Regions from separate parts of the Mus musculus genome. Here region 2 is linked to region 1. The links are chromatin loops, found by intact Hi-C in ENCODE. Cell type or tissue: gastrocnemius. All regions are shown on one strand. Each heading gives the region's core, and the rest is flanking DNA. Links, peaks and the distances in the headings are about the cores only. Region 1 overlaps Aopep (aminopeptidase O). Region 2 has its middle 7.0 kb from the start of Aopep.

What was found. A loop is a pair of places that touch in the nucleus more often than their neighbours do. Peaks named below come from ENCODE experiments on the same cell type or tissue, not always from the same donor. Only the 100,000 strongest peaks of a DNase experiment are listed, where the experiment ranks them.
Region 2: it touches region 1 in a loop (2.4-fold over the local background); 6 of 42 quality-filtered maps call a loop at or near these places.

The regions. Positions count from the first base shown.
Region 1 is chr13:63,025,971-63,034,308 of GRCm38, reverse strand. It overlaps Aopep (aminopeptidase O), which reads right to left. Exons shown (of 16, transcript NM_001289926.1): 3 at 1,120-1,286. Among named protein-coding and RNA genes, the nearest start is that of Gm46422, 65 kb to the left of the region's middle. In gastrocnemius, for the core only: no CTCF peak of the experiment used is centred there; DNase peaks (open chromatin) are centred at 1,204, 1,808 and 3,477; H3K27ac peaks cover 1,312 bases.
Region 2 is chr13:62,953,706-62,962,043 of GRCm38, reverse strand. No RefSeq gene overlaps it. Among named protein-coding and RNA genes, the nearest start is that of Aopep, 7.0 kb to the left of the region's middle. In gastrocnemius, for the core only: no CTCF peak of the experiment used is centred there; no DNase peak of the experiment used is centred there.

The sequences.
Region 1 (8,338 bases), core at 19-8,018:
TCATGTATAAATACATTATCTAAAGGTTCTACATTTAAAAATAAAAACGTTAAGCTTAAGAATTTGGTACATATGCAACAAATCTGACCTATGATGAAGCCAATGTCACAAATCAGAACAGATAAAGTCAACAACACTGTAGCATTAAGTAAGACGGCACGATATGGAAAATACTGTGGGCCGCATAGCACAGCCTAGACACACTCAGCTCAGACCCAGCTACTCAGTGATCCATTCAACCATCTCCTTGGGAACATACTGCAACTGTATTGATAACAGGAAAATGATCTGCTGATCAAAATATCCACCAATGTGAAGGTCTGTCGGTTACTGATATACTCAGACAATAAAACAATTGTATTTTTTAATGTACACTACGAGCAAGAAAAGTAGATTATACTGTTGCACAACCTTAAAGACCATTTAGTACCTCTTGATACACATGGCTCTTAAGTACTGGGGATAATGCAACACGTGAGCACTCATTCTTTCCAAAATTATTTCATTTTGGTTTTTGACTTTTTGTATATGTTCAAGTTGTTCTGATAAGCATGTAGGAGAGTACCCCATGCAATACATTAAGAATAAGTGTTGTTGTCTGGCATCAGCATGCTGAAGACATCAAATGGACTGTGGTGAATGAACAGGCAAGCACCTCACAACAGATCTGGGTGGTGTGCTGGCTCTTGCCACCGTTCTTCTGACACACCCTGGATTCAGACTTCCAAGCCCAGCAAGTTGGCTAGCCTACGCACTACCTCTTATAAAAACACAACCACATACAGATGCCATGTCCAAACCACACACAGCTCAGCTATGTGTTTCCATGACACACTTGCCTGTCCAGGAAGTCTTCAACCAAGACCACCCACTTTTGCTCCACAAACCATCATGTAAAAGTGGAGTCATCTGTGAATTGATAACTTTGGCTTGGGGAATCTGGAGCCCCCATGTCCAAGTTCCCCAGTGCTCCTCCCAACCCCTGTGCGTTCTCTGGTAGGGTTTTTCATCCAACCCCACCAGAAAAGCAGCTCCTTAAGAGACTGTAGCTCAGCCGATGGCTCCTTGGATCCCGCTGTGTGCGTCACACCCAAATAAGAAAGAACACGTGTACTGTACCTTCTCGAAGTGGTGTGGGCTTGGCAGAATTTTCTCCACTCATTAAAACAACAAAAGATGCAGCTGCTCGAACTGTAGCCTGCCATGTTGACATGGCAACGGGTGGTTCCTGGCATGGAAAAAGGGCCCTGTTGTTGATGGGGGATCCCATAGTATAAACACATGGCCTGCAGAAGAAAGACAGAGAAGGGAAGACTTTAAAATGAGTTGCCTGCCATTTATCTCTCTACCAAGGCAGGGAGGTTATCTTGAGCTTTCCAAGTAGAAACATTTGAGGCTTTATAGCTGACTCTTTCATTTCACATACTGAACTGAATTCAAGTGCCTGCTCTGTCAATAGCTCAGTGGTTATTCCTCACAAATGAACCACTTAACTATGTGAAAAGGCAGGTGTGTGTGTGTGTGTGTGTGTGTGTGAGCTAAGAGAAAAAATTGGATAAGGTTTTAAATACTATTCTGCAAAGTTATAATTTATGCTTCCCTTAGGCCTTCTGCCTTCAAAGGGAAAAGGCTTCAGAGACATTCTTACAGACTTTTTGGAAAGTATTTTGGAAAAGAAAACATGGCTGGAGATCTCTGCGATTATTAATCTTGGAAAAACAAGCGGTGGTCTCAAAGCCAGTGCTGGCAGGCAGACCAACCCCTTCCTCCCCAGTCGTGGAAACCGCCTTCTCAGACAGAGCCCTTGTGGGGATCCTTGTGTAGAAGCCAAGAACAGGGCTTGGCACAAACAGGACTGCAGAGGTCACAAAAACCAGGCTTGTGATGGGAAGGCCACAGGAACATGCTCATTACCAAAGCCAGGTACAAAACCAACAGCATGAGTTAGAACTCAGTCGCTCCAAGTACTAAACCATCCCACACCAAGCAGGCTCCCTTTTGATGGTTAAGTCATGGTAGACAGAGATGACAAAGACCTGCAAAATCAGAGGAATCCATTCTCACACCACAGAGAAAGCATGACACTGACTCCTGGGGGAAACAATTTAAGAAAAGAAAACTATTTTCCTTTAATTAAGGCAAATGTTGATTAATCAGCTTGACTTACAATGTTAATGAACCAGCTACTAGTTCTTACACTTGAAGACAAGAACGGTTTCATTGACATCATTATGATTGAACATTAATCTGTCTGTACAGTGTAGGAAAGAACACAGAGGATGATGGTTTTCCTCTTTCATCAAGGCTCAATAAAGAAAAGATAAGCCAGGGTAGGGTCTAGCAAGCAGAGATAATACAGAGAACTGTTATTCAAAGAGTAGAGTGGAGAAACAAAGCGGGGGACAGTGAGGCACTCCAGAGACCAGTCACAGCTCAGCAGCTACGGCTCCCAAATTGGAGGAGCTGCAGTTACAAAGGCAGGGGTCACCTGGAGACAGGGCAGAGTGTCCAGTAGGAGCTGGGACCACAGAGGTGACTCATACTCTAGGTGTCAGAGGGAGTGGGGAGGAGCAGAATGCGTGGTTTTGCTCTGATCTTCCACCAATCAAATTTGGCCAGAAAACAGCAGGTAGGAGGGCCGCACAAATGTGGCTCCTTACCACTCAGAGATTTTAAAGCAGAATGTGGGTCTCAGGGCAGACACAGGCTGCAGCACACTTACACGGTACAGGTGTACCCACTCCATGGCTTGACAGGAGGCAGGGAAAGATCAGAGCCAAAGCTCATTACTAACAAACCAGGCATGGCAGCACAGACTTGTAGCTCCACCCTACACTGAAGAGGTGGTGACAGCTAGAACAGGGGGTTCACAACCAGTGTCAGCCACACACCAAGTCTGAAGCCAGCCTAAACATATACCATACCCAGGTGGCCTACCAAATTAGGATATGATGAGCAGTAGGGTTGTTTCAGCCTTTTACTGGTCATGGGTAAAATGAGGGGGGGGGGGAAATGTGGGTCAGTTAGTCTTTGGTTCTATATGTCAAGCTTTTAGATCTGAAATTAAAGGGGGGCATTTCTATGTGAGGCTCGGAGCATTCCATCAATTTCAATGAATTCTGAATCCATTCTCTGGTCCCATTGGATTCCTAATTGACTCTACCTCCTTTTAGCCGTCCAGCCTCAGGCTGCTTCAGACCCTAATGAGGAAGGTTGTTAGTGCTTACTTCTTCCCAGGTGGGACAGTGATGGCCAAAGATTCCTGTTATTAGCTCAGATTGCTTATCCAAGTGGGGTCAAAAGAGAGTCAGCTCAGAAAATTCTACCTATTGGGAGTGGGTTTATCCCCTAAAAGCCCCCCTTTTAGAGGAAGATTCCATGCAGGAAAAAAGCGGCATGCAAAGGAGCCTACACCCACTACCAACTGGCAGGTCAAAATCCTGCTTGTCACTGGCAGATACCCAAGAACAAGGCTTCCTTTCCAACCAAAGTAGAATGGACCCTGAAGCTTTTCTTGTTCAGGTGCCTAGAAGCTTCCTTCAGAGCCATGTGCACCTGTAACTTGTGTGGAACACTCCTAAGAGTGCATCAGCCTCGTATTTTGATGTGATGGCTAACATGCACAGAACAAGTCAAATGTCTGTGCTCTTGGCTCAACTGACTATTGTAATTCTGGTGTGACTTGGACAGTCTTCTATCATCAGTGGCTGGCTGGCTAGTTCCCAAGGCATCCTCTATCAGCCTCCATACAGTGCCGTAAAAACAACCAGGTTTGAGATGAAGGCACATCTAAGAAATAATATGGAGGCAGTTATTTTTATTTTGTATGCATATTTGTAAGCAAAAGTGTGCGTGCGTGTGCACAGATACCAGAAGACATCTCCACCTTACAAGCAGCATCTCTCACTGACCTGGAACTCATCACACAGGGTAGGTGGCTGACCAGTGAGGTCATCTCCCTTGTCTAAATGCTGGGATTACAAGTGTGCACCACTATGTCTGGTATTTAACATGAATTCTGAAGCCTGAGTTCAGGGCCAGAATTGGGATTAACTGAGGTATGTGTTGAGAGGGGAAGGAAGAGGGAAGAGCTCTCAGAGGCAGGAATGGCTGAGCTGCCTCTCTCCAGGAGCTCCAACTCCTGCCACCACTCATAGCTACCTCCCAACAGTACTAAAGTCGACCTCTGACCAACTGCAGAAATTATACCCTATCACTTCTGAGATTTGTTTTGAGACAGGGTCTCCCTATCTAGCTCTCACTATGTAAACCAGGCTGGTGACCTTGCAGCAATCCTCCAGTGTCTGCTTCCCATGATGGGGTTACAGCTGTGAGTCATGGCATTAGGCTTAAGGTTTTTTTTTCCCTTCATCCCGATCATTTACTGGAGATGGGGAAGGTTGTAGGGGTGGGGATGATAGACCCAGTGGCTAAAATGAGAACTAAGGAATTCTAGGGCCAGACTTTAATGGTACACCCTTATAATCCTAGCACTTGGGATGTGAAAGGAGGATTAGAAGTTCAAAGTTTTCTTCAGCTACACAGCTTGGAGGTGAATCTCAGTCAGAATTCCAACAAAATAAGAAAGAAACTCTTCCATTCACTGAATTGCAAAATACCATGTTGTGCCTTCACTATCTACTTCTAGGCATTGTGTTCTATAGTCTGGCCAGGTCCCTACCACTCACCTCCTCCCAATATCCTCATTATATTCTATTATTTTTACCTTTTTGTTTTTAGAGGGTGAAAGGGTTGATCTGAGCCAGAGTCTCCTCTGTAGCCTAGGACAGCCTTATTCTCTTGCATCCTCCTCCCAAAGGCTGGACTACACTCTATCAGAGGGGCTGGTCCCCAGTGCCCTTCCCTCCTGCTTCTTTACACGCTTGTGTATCTGTTCTATAGGCCTAAGATGCGCTCTCATTCTGACATTCTTCTTGCTATCTAGAGCTGGAACTTCAAAGATGTACATCAAGTCATCAACCTGAAAATCACATCCAAAAATACAACGCATCAGCTGCGCTTGTTTGGTTTTTGATTCCTGGAAAGTTTTCACGTAGTCTCCATGAACACTGGAGAATCCCAGGTACAACTTCTGTCTGTTTTTTGTTTTTGTTTTTGTTTTGTTTTGTTTTGTTTTTGAGACAAGTTCTCACTATGTAGCTCAGACTGGCCTCAGAATATGTGTCAATCCTTCTGTCTTGGCACTCCAGTACTAGAATTACAAGTATGAACCACCACTGCCAGCTAATAATTCTTGAAGCTGCTCACTTTCTTTCGCACTCCCCAACCCCTGCCTATTCCTCTCGGCATCTTTTCTCAGCTGCAGGTTCACTCCTCCCTCCCCAACATGTTCAAACCAAAGGCCTTTGATCTTTTACAACCTGGTATCCTTATGCATATCTCACAGCATAATGCAAATACAAATAAAAAACAATTTAAAGTTGGGTAACTGTATTTGCAGAAATTAAAGCTCTATCCTTAGGTTGGTGCTCTGATGAAATGTGGGCATTGCTAGCAGGTAGAAGGTACATAAAGATGAATGCACAGTCATGCTGTGGTATTCCCTACAATAACTCATAACAAAGATGGCTCTTACCCAATGAAGGCCAAGTCCCTACTAACCAACCCTTCACTGAGAGGAGGAAAATCAACATGTATTTATAGGCAGACTACAGAGTATCTGGATATGTAATCACAGAAATAAATGGATCTGTGTTTACTGGACAGGCACAGCCTTGCACCTCACCTTTGCTGACATGCTTACAGGATGGATGTACAGGTGCCAGCCTGAGTTTCTCCGATGCTTATAACTCCATTACTCCCAGATCGAAGGATTCCTTCTAGCACACAAAGAAAAACATTCTCTCCCTGGGGCTCATCTCAAAAGCCTTGGGCAACCAACCCTCCTGGGAGATCGCTGGGAGCCCAGGCAGGCTGCACAGTCATGGAAATAGGATGAAATTGAAAATCAGAGGTAAAGAGGGTGAGATGCATTGAAAGGCAGGTCCATGGCTTCATACCTGAGGAAGAACCTGTCAGAATAGTTGCTTAGAGTCCTGGCTAAGGAGCTCTGTATTCATGGAGTAGGCAAACAGAGCTGAGCAACTAACTCCAGCACGCTTCCTCTTCACCTTAAAGAACCATCATAATGGAGAATCGTCAGGAAACTGCTCCAAACCACGCACTCTCTTTTTCTGCTGATTACTATACAGAACGGCCTTCTCAGGAGAGAAGGGGGCGATTTCTGGTTTTGAAAGATTCCAACCTCACCTCTTTTCAACATGGTAGTCTTTGTCAGAGGCTTTGATCAGCAACCAGCAGCTAGAGAGCTATAAGTGGGAGATAGTTGGCAGCCTGAAAGGCCAAATCCGCTGTGTGGCTTCATGGGGCTTTTCTGAGATGGGGCAAATGGCTGGCTAGGGAATCACAAAAGCTGGTTTAGGGGTTACAAACACGGGAGTTTAGCTAGAACCATCTAGAAGTTTCCATGGGTTACAAAGTGTCCAGGCTTCCAATTTACTTCCACCTATTAATTTGCACTTAATATTTTTACAAGTTTGTGTTTTAAAGAAAACTGTGATACAGTTTCCACTACAGTAAGCAAAATCCCTGCTTTCTTATGCCACACATGGAGACCCAACATTTCCAGTACAGGAAGTGCCGCCAACAATGGGCTCCTCCTTTCCTCTCATAGTCCATTTCATTACATCATTACCAAATCCAGAACTCATCAATATCATCTAGACAGCAAGTCTAAAGACATCATTATTTTGAAGTGGACAGGACTTATTCAAGGGCAAAGGCAGGCTTTGTCACTTGGGAGCTCCTCCTGATGTCAGGCGGGAAGGTGGAAATCCTGTCATGGAATCGTCTCACCTTACACATGAAGAAATTAGGCTCTGGTTGTAAATAACTTTACCACAGTTGCCTGTTGTTGGCAGCATGGCAGCACCAGCACTCAGAAGCATCTGGGTTCTTCCCTCCAATTTTACAACAGACTACACTCTTCAGTTACATAGGCCACTGTTTTCTGTTGATATTAGATTTCCTCTCTCTCTCTCTCCCCCTCCGTCTTTCTTTTCCTTTCCCTTTCCCTTTTTTTCCCTTTTTCTTTTTTCCCTTTTTTCCCCTTTTCCCCCCTTTTCCCTCTCTTTCTTTCTTTCTCTCTTTCTTTCTTTCTTTCTTTCTTTCTTTCTTTCTTTCTTTCTTCCTTCCTTCCTTCCTTCCTTCCTTCCTTCCTTCCTTCCTTTCTTTCTTTCTTTCTTTCTTTCTTTCTTTCTTTCTTTCTTTCTTTCTTTCTTTCTTTCTTAATGATTTTAGCTAGGTGTGGTGGTGCATACCTTCAGTCCTTGGGAGGCCAGGTTGGTCTGCCAGGACAGTCAGGGCTATGTAGAGAGACCCTGTCTCAAAAACAGATAAACAAAGGTTTGTATTTTAAATTTAGAGATAGAATCATCTCCCTGTGACTCAAGTTAACCTTGAACTTACAAAGACCTGTCTTCCTCTGCCTTCCCTGTGCTGGGATTATAGGTGTGCATCATAGCTGACAGGATGTTCTCTTAAGAACTGAAACCTCAAACTATAAAGTTTCTGTGGGTGCAAAGGACATTATCAGCCCAGTGAAGAGGGAGTCTAGAGAGTGGGAAAAATATTTATCAGCCATCCATATGATAGAGGGTGTCTATAACATACAGAGTTAAAAACAAACAAATAAAAAACAATGGCTGATATTGCATAGTTAATTATATAACTATATAAATATAAATGTATAATTATATAAATATTACATATTTACTATTCTTGGCCACCAGAGAAATGCAAATTTAAACTACTTTGAGGTTTCATCTTCCCCAGTTAGAATAGAAAGAAAGAAGGAAAGAAAGAAAGAAAGAAAGAGAGAAAGTAAGCCAACAAATGTTTGTGTGAATGTGGGAAAGAGAATACTTCCTCATTGCTGGCAGGAGTGTAAACAGCGTGGAGGTTCCTCAAAGAGCTAGAAATATATCTACCATATGATCAAGCTATAACAGTCCTGGGAATATTCCAAATGACTCTACATCCTACAAGAGAGATACCTGCTCATCACTGTTCTTTGCTACTCTAATCACAACAGCCAAGAAACAGAAACAACCTAAGTCCAGCCATAGATGAGTGGATAATGAAAATGTGGTTCACAAATATAAAATAGAATATTATTCAACTGTAAAAAAAATAGTGAGATTTGCAGGAAATGGATGGAACTGGAAATAATCTTTCAGAGGCAACCCAGACACAAAAAGACAAGATCCACAGGTTCTCTTATATGTGGATACCAGACTTGAATCTTAGGTATGTTTAA
Region 2 (8,338 bases), core at 199-8,198, 72 kb after region 1:
CTAGATGCAGAGACTTCTTTTCAGCACATAGAGTGGAATGGGGATGTGCAAAGTTAGGCATCAATATTCCTGATACTTACCTGTGTGACCTATGCTCAAGTTCTCTTTTTCCTCCTTTTGGTAGCATTGACTGCATCAACATCAAAGAACCTGCTCTCCATTGAGGAGATCAACCTAATTTATTGCCTTATAGGTTGGAGTTTTAGATTTGTGTCCTAGATGGAGTAAATCTAGGATTGGGGAGCAGGAGGCAAACCAAGGAGAGGGGATAAAATTAGGATGGCAAAGTAGATGTTGAGAAACCTAGAGGAAGAAGCCACAAGAAGGTGTCCCAGGTATCTTGGAAAAGGGAAGCTGTTATGGATCTGCAGGCTTCCACTACATGTGTGCCTCATTTGGAGAATCTTTTAAAATTATCGAGCAGGTCTAAACTTTGCTAATAAAGAAATAATAATGAAACTCAACATATCTAAGTAATAAAATTGTATCAATTTAAAAAATCTTTACTATAAAAAGTAAAAGAAAGGAATGTAACATAAAACCCATAGGGAATTTGGCATCATGTCTGAGAACTAACTATCAATATCAAGTTCGAGAGCTGGGGGGAGGACTTGCTGAGGAAGTGCTTGCTGTACAAGCATAAAGACCTAAGTTCAAATCCAGAAGACATAGAACAAGTCAGACAGGGACTATGCAACTCCAGTGCTGCGGGGAGGCAAAGACAGGATTGTTGGTGCTTGCTGACACCACGTCTAGCTCCAGGTTCAGAGCAAGACCCTGCTTTGAAGGAATAAAGCAGGACACTGGACGTCCTTCACATGGTTCCGCACCTGTCTGTGCAGTATGCACACTGCTGTCGCCACCGCCACCGCCACCGCCACCGCCACCACCACCAACAACAACCTTGTTTGATGGAAGTAATTTTAGTTCTCAGTGGATTCTCCAGTTTCCTCATCAGAAACTTTGACTCTAACTTGGCTTTCAGGCTTCCAGAAAGTAGAAACATATACAGTGTAAAATGGAGGGCCTTGTTCCTAGGAAGACAGGACCTACGAAAACTTAGTAAAGAGACATGAGCAAGTTCTTCAGGTCGGATGCCAACTTGCAGCTCCACAAGTTCTCTCTGAGAAGTGGCAGGTGGCCTAGCTATGCCGATCGAAACAGGAGTGGGAAGTACATTAAAATACCATTCCCAGAATTCTTGATAGCCATTTTCAAATTCTCATGTATGGAGTCAAATAGCATGTTACATGTTTGCTCTGTTCCCATAATGAATCAAGCTAATATGTAGAAATGTTGATTGAGGGGCGTGATTCATCATGCCTTCAGCCTTGAAGCAGAATGAGACAGGCTGTCTGTCTGTAATGTCTCCACAAGGGCTCCTTGAGTGGTCAGCATGCCTGCCTGCAGAGGGATGTTGGTGACCAAGGGAAGGAGATGGAAGCAAGCTTCCATCCAGCTTCTAGCTATTTGTGGACCTCGCTCGGTAAGGAGTCATAGCTTTTCAGCAAAAGCAACTTTAAAATGGCTGTCCCCCACCTCGTTAGTTATCCCTGTTCTCTTCATTCCAATTCCATATCATTAAAGGAAGGTGATTAGGACCACTCTAGCTTGTGTGGTCAGGAGACAGGTCCCATGACTAATTCTGACTGCTGAGTCCTCTTCTTTAAACAAGCATGGGGAAATGAAGCTTCCCGAGTCTTAACAGTTTATTGCCAGGGGTGTGAAAACAACGTCTAACCAGCAGACAAATAGATTCTCACGCTAATCGCACATGATTTCTGGGCAATTGGCGGCATAGGACACAGCAACAAGAGAATGTTGGCTGACAGAGAAGACAAAGATAAATCCTGGTGGTCTGTATCCGTCGCAGCTTAGACTCTTCGGATGAGATGAGAGTCTCATGTTAGATGTCTTCGAACTTGAGTGTGTGCAGCTGTGGTATTTGTTGACAAATGACTCTAGCAAAGCAGCTTACACCATGGAGACCTGTTGAGCACTGGAACATTGCTGTGTTTTTTCTCATGAACTTCAGTTTCTTTTAGTTCACAAAAATATGGCTCAAGGATATGCTCTTCATTTGTACGTGTATGGGAGGCATGTTCACGTGTGTGTGTGTGTGTGTGTGTGTGTTCGTTAGTGTGCATGTGGGTACTTTTGTGTGCATGTTCATTTGCACTTGCAGATGGACGCTAGAGGCTGGTATCCCGTATTTTTCTTCATGACTGTTTTCTGAGGCAGAATCGCTTGCTGAACCAGAGCTTTCTGATTCCTTTTGTCTAGCTAGCCAATCTTCCCCCATCTCTGTCTCCCAAGTGCAGAGATTATAGGTGGGCCACCGGCACTGGTCAGCTTTTTATGTGAGTGCTGGGAACCTCATGCTTGCACCGCAAGTGTTTTTATGCACTGGCTATATCCCCAGCCCTGGAAAACAATTTTTACTCTCATGTCCTAAAAACAGTCAGCCAAGGAGAAAGAGGACTCTTCTCTGTCTATGCTAACCTTCCTCCATTTCAGAGGAAGGAGCCCCGTGCTAAGGCTGCATGTGGAGCAGACTGGAAGAACATCCTTCAACTTTCTGCTTAGAAGTGACCCTATATATTAAAACCTCATTTTGTTTATTGCTGCCAGATGAGTTTTAGAAAGCAAGGGGATTTGGTGTAGAGTCACACTGTAGAGGCTCTCGGGAGATTCTTTTGGACACAGATTTTAAGATTGAACCCTTAATGTGTCCTGTTTTCCATCAGTGTTTGGTGGTTTTGTTCAGAGAGCCATTCTCATAGTTCTGTGTTTTGTTTTAGATGAAATAAAGCAAGAGCATCATCACCAAACCACTTTGTTTACTGGGACGCAGGGGAAAGATCTGTGTCCAATACACAGTCTGTCATCTTTCATGGAGGGCAGCGAAGATCATGTCTTTAAAAGATAGTGATAAGTAAGAGGAACTCTGAGGACTGAGCAATGTTCCACACCACTAATAAACAGCTAAGGATAAAAATTACAGAGCCAACTTTTAATGTGATAGTCATAACAGAATATTTATATTCTGTCATTAACTCCTTACTGTAGGAATGGCAGGGACCTGAAACCCACTTCATGCTAGTAGCCTCATGGACGATGTGTGACAATGATGGACATATGGACCCAGACAGGGAGAAGAAAAAATCCTATCCTACAGAGGACTGGCCCCAGTGGTGGAAGGCTGGATTAGTCTGTAAAGCATTCCTGGAGAGACAGCACACACAAAGCTGCAGAGTCCAAAAAAGAAGCTTGCCAATAGCAGAGTAGGAAATCCAATCAACATTAGGGACAGGTATCTCATGTTAAAAATATTGACCCTTTCTCCTGAAAGTAATGAGTTCTCTCTCAGCAGGGGAACAATCGGAATGAAACATATTCTTTCTAGATTATAAAGTGCTGACCTTATACACCAATCTAAAAGGCAGATGCAGTGGCAGCCCCATAGATATAGCTTGACGGACACTCACCACTTGTTCTAGCCACACAGAACAAGAAGGCATTCTTATAAAATGGTCAGATTGGTGCTTAAAATGGAAACAGAACTTCACAGCCCTTATACATTCTTGATACCCCTTGGCACAGAACAGCCCCTGGACCGGTAGTAGCAGCAATATGCATTGCCCCAAGTGAACAAAGCAAAGCCTACAGAGATTAGGTGGCACTGTTTAGTGTCACGTGAAATGACCTTCAACCAATGAGAACTTGAGTTGGGAAGCAGGGAACCAAACCTTCTTACCCCTCATCCAGATAATTCTCAGATGTGAGGCATAAAGTCTCCCCAGAATCTCCGGCAGGTTGGTGCCCAGACTTCCTACAGAGGCAAACTAACCATTTCGTTACCTTGTTGGCTTTATCCTTCCTTCATATTTAGCATAACTTCTCTCACATTTCTCACTTGCCATGGGTCTTCCTGGAATAAATTATGTCTCCAGACATACGTTCTTTCCACCCAAACTCATGCCCCCAGGTCTTCTTTTGGGAGCAGGAAACACAATTATCAACAGCTCTGAACCAATACAGTCTGCTGCTTCAATTCACAGAGCTAGGAGAATTTCCAAGCAAATCCCTATTGTTGGTTGGACTTAATGAAGATTTAATGGGTACATAGCCCTGTCCCAGTAGGTGCAAAGGAGCCACTTATGACATTTGAGGGGGGGTGTTCACTACTTTGGACAAAGTGACAACTCCAAAGAGGCAATACAAATAGCTGACAAAAAGAAAAAGATGACAGTTGTGTATGCAGGTGGCCATTGTGTATACACGTGACAGCTGTGTATGCAGATGGTCATTGTGTATACAAGTGGCCATTGTGTATACAGGTGGCCCTATTTGAGGATAAGATCCCACAATGGTGCTTATTTCCTCATATATGACTCTCCCGGGATATTAAATGTGTCTGTCAAGGAAAATAATGGCATACTATTAAGAATTAGTAATACACACTTTCCGATGACATTATCCTATTAATTCTAGTTTTATCTAGTTGAACACAAATGCTGTCCAGTGTTTGGATGATTTATCAAGATACAGACTGAAGCCAAATCCCTAGCTGAAGTCATAAAGAATTTCAACATCTTTCATTTCACATTTTCTGTTTAAAAGGCCGGAATCCTGGCAAACTTATCATGGTTGGACTTTACGCCTCAAATTATATTTTGAACACAAAGTCTACTCCTTAAAGAGCAGCTTAATCCCATGGCTTTCTTTTAAAGCAGAGCCTGTGACCCAGTGTAGATGTTTACCTGCATTTCCAGCCTTTGTGGGCAGAGTAAGGATTCTTTCTATAGGAATCAGTGCCCCAAATTCATGTTGAAATTTGTTTCCCAGGGTAACAATGTGGAGAGGTGCTGGGATTTTTTATGAGGTGTTTGGGTCTCATGGGGCTCCATCCTCCTGAAAGCATTAATGTTAATCTTGCAGGAGTAAGTTACTTCCTGTGGGAAAATGTCGGTTATCATGAGAGTAGGTTATGAAACGAGCACAGCTTCCTCTGCTCTCTTGCACTCCCACAAGATCCTCTCTGCCTCTCCACAGAGTGTCGATACAGTATGAGGCCCTCACCAGACAGCAACCAGATGCCAGTGTGGTGCTCTCCGACTTCCCAGCCTCTCGGATAGTGGTGAGGCAAGATAAACTTCCTTTATAAACTGCCCAGTCTGTGACATTTTCTTCTTATAGCAATGGCAAACCGACATGTCAACTTTCAGGAAGAAGAGTCGACCGACGGCTGATGGAAGTCGTCCTCTCTATCCCGGCCCTAGATTTCCACTGCTTTCCAGGCTTTGTTAAATAAAGTCACCTAGAGACAATTAAAATCACAACTATATAATTTGGTTCGTGTGTGAACAGAAAACTCTAGAACGTACCGACACACCGCGACCATTTCTGAAATTACTTGACACCAGAGCTCCACAGAAGCATAACGCAGAAGGCATAGCGGGGGCCAGCAACGTAAAATCAGCAGTTCTGAGGCAATATACAGCCTCCTCCAAAATCCGAGTTGTCGAACGGAAGAGAGAGTGGTGGGCAAGAAGAGAGACAAGGACTGGTCATGGAGATGCTTGAGAGAAGGGGTACTGAGAAATGCTAAAACTTGCTAGAGCAGTAGTTCTCGACCTTCCAAATGCTTCAACCCTCATGTTGTGATGACTCCCAACCATACAACTATTTTTGGTGCCCCTTCATAACTGCAATTTTGCTACTGTTATGAGCCACAATGTGAGTATTCTCGGAGACAGGTTTGCCAAAGCGGTCACAGGTTGAGAACTACTGTGCTAGAAATAGCTTCTGTTAGCACTACATCATTGCGAGCATGCTCTCCCATGAAGCCAACTGATCTTCGCTCAAGTTTCCAAAACAATGGACTGAGAATGAATGACTTCACTGAGTGTTGAAAACCTGTGGGGATGACAACACCCTCTAACAAATCAGTACAGAGAATTGAGTAACGAGCCAGCACACTGTCACTACCAATTGGATGCACAGCAATTCCAAGCTTTTATTTCCTGTCGTGATGAAACATGGCAAGTGTTGAATTGTCGTGGGCTAGATAAGCAACCAGCACATCTCTCTCTCTCTCTCTCTCCTTACATCGCTCTTCCCATGAGCTTTTATTTTATCCTCCTAATGATGCAACTGTTCTTCTAGTGGAAAACCAATCCAAACCAAAAAACCAGGTTGCCCTCCCCTGTACTGGATGACAGTGCCTGACAGGACTAACTACGATCCTGCCCCTTCCACCCTGTATACAATGCCATGCTTCTGAGCCAGAATTTACTTTCCAAAACAAACTGATCATGGTTTAGAAGACACACAACACACTTCACATATCCAAAGTATAAAATGTTATGTCTGGCAGTCAACATACCTGATACCCTGCTGTCACCCTAGAGGCTTCACTCGTGTCTCTTGGTAATCCTATCACACGCCCTCCTTCCCAAATGACCAGTTCTTTAAATGGAATGGTAAGTTATGTATATAATCAAGACTTTCAGGTCTGCAAGGTGGCTTAGTAGTAGGCAACCCTTGCTGCAGAAGCCTAATGACCTGAGTTCAGTCCTCATACACACACACACACACACACACACACACACACACACACACATAAGATTTTCATATAAATGGAATCCCATTGGTGACATGTATGCTGAAACCTTTGTCCACTCTCTGTTGGGTTGTTCTCTTATTACTGAGTCTGAGGATTGTTTTTCTTATATATTTTGTGAACTAGTCTTTTTTAATCACATACATGCCTCCATCTCTGTGTCTCTGTCTCTCTGTGTGTGCTGTCTCTGTCTCTCTCTGTGTCTCTTTCTCTCTCCCTGTCTCTCTCTGTCTCTGTCTCTCTCTGTCTCTGTCTCTCTGTCTCTGTCTCTCTCTCTCTCTCTCTCTCTCTCTCTCTCTGTGTGTGTGTGTGTGTGTGTGTGTGTGTGTGTGTTGGGGGGGCACATTGACAGCATGCATGTGGTGGCTGAAAGATAACTTGTGCGAATCAGTTCTCTCTTTTCCAGGATGTGGGCCCTGGGATTGACAACAAATCATCAGGATTGGTGACCACAGTTGCCCCTCCCCCTCTGACCAAGCTATTTTGGTTGCTCCTTTTCCTTTCCAGTTATTTAAATATTTTCAACAAGCTTGAAAGTGATGAGTATACTGATAGTATATGCACCGTATTTTGAACCATACTGTAAAAGAGCATTACACATAGAGTGTATTAAGGATATATAAATAACAAATCTCATGCAAGGAAGAAATAATGAGTTCTGAAAAAAGTTTTTTTTTTTTTTGGAGAGGGGTGAGTTTTGGAAACAGGGTTTTCTCTGTGTAACCCTGGATCCTGGATGTCCTAGAACTCAATCTGTAAGCCAGGCTGGCCTTGAATTCAGATATCTGCCTGATTCTACCTCCTGAGTGCTGAGATTAAAGACATATATCACCACCACCAATTGAAATTCTTAATTCTTAAAAATGAATAAAAATAAGAATATAACCATCAGGAGGCCTTACTGGGCTCTGCTGTACCCGTATGCTCTGAGACAGACACCTCAGCAGGAACACCAAATTCATTAACACTGCTGACAGGAATGGGAGCCCGAAAAGTCACTAAGCGAACCCCATCATCTCAAGACACAGCATCTCAGATTGGTAAATCGTGACCAAGCTAGTCTACTCTTAAGTCTGATGACTCCTACTTTCCTAGGTAGCTGGAAGGCGACATGGCACAAAGCTCTGTCTCCCATACTTAGGTAGAGGCAGGAAGCCCTAAGAGATTCCACCCATTTAGGCTGTAGATTGACACCCTGTCTCAAAAATCACAAATGGTTAAATAACAGCGAAAGTCAGGAGGCAGCGTGGCCGGGCCAGCTACTTTTTTTAAACAAAAAACAAACAAACAAAAAACCCAACTTTTTAACATCTCTCACAATGTATATTTTATTTTTCTTTAAAAAAAAGTCTTGTAAATACAAGTATTTTAATAGAGTTGTTTTCCTCAGTAAAATCGAGCCCTTTTCTCTTGTGAAGAAAGCTAAATAAGAATTTCAATAAGATTGAACCATATAAATATGGAAAATACCCTCTGTTAATTAACTGACTAACCTGTTGTGATTCTCAACATCTCAGAGCTCCAAGAACAAGGCGGTCAGGTTCTGCACGTGGAAATAAAAGATGTGAAATTTCTTCCCTATGACATTTGAGGTGTATTCAAAAGTGTCTGTTGTGTTTTTGAAATTCAGATTTAATTTGACAACTTATATATTTACCCAGCAACCTTACCCAAGGAATACTGAGACTCATAGAAATTGCTGGAATGAAGCAC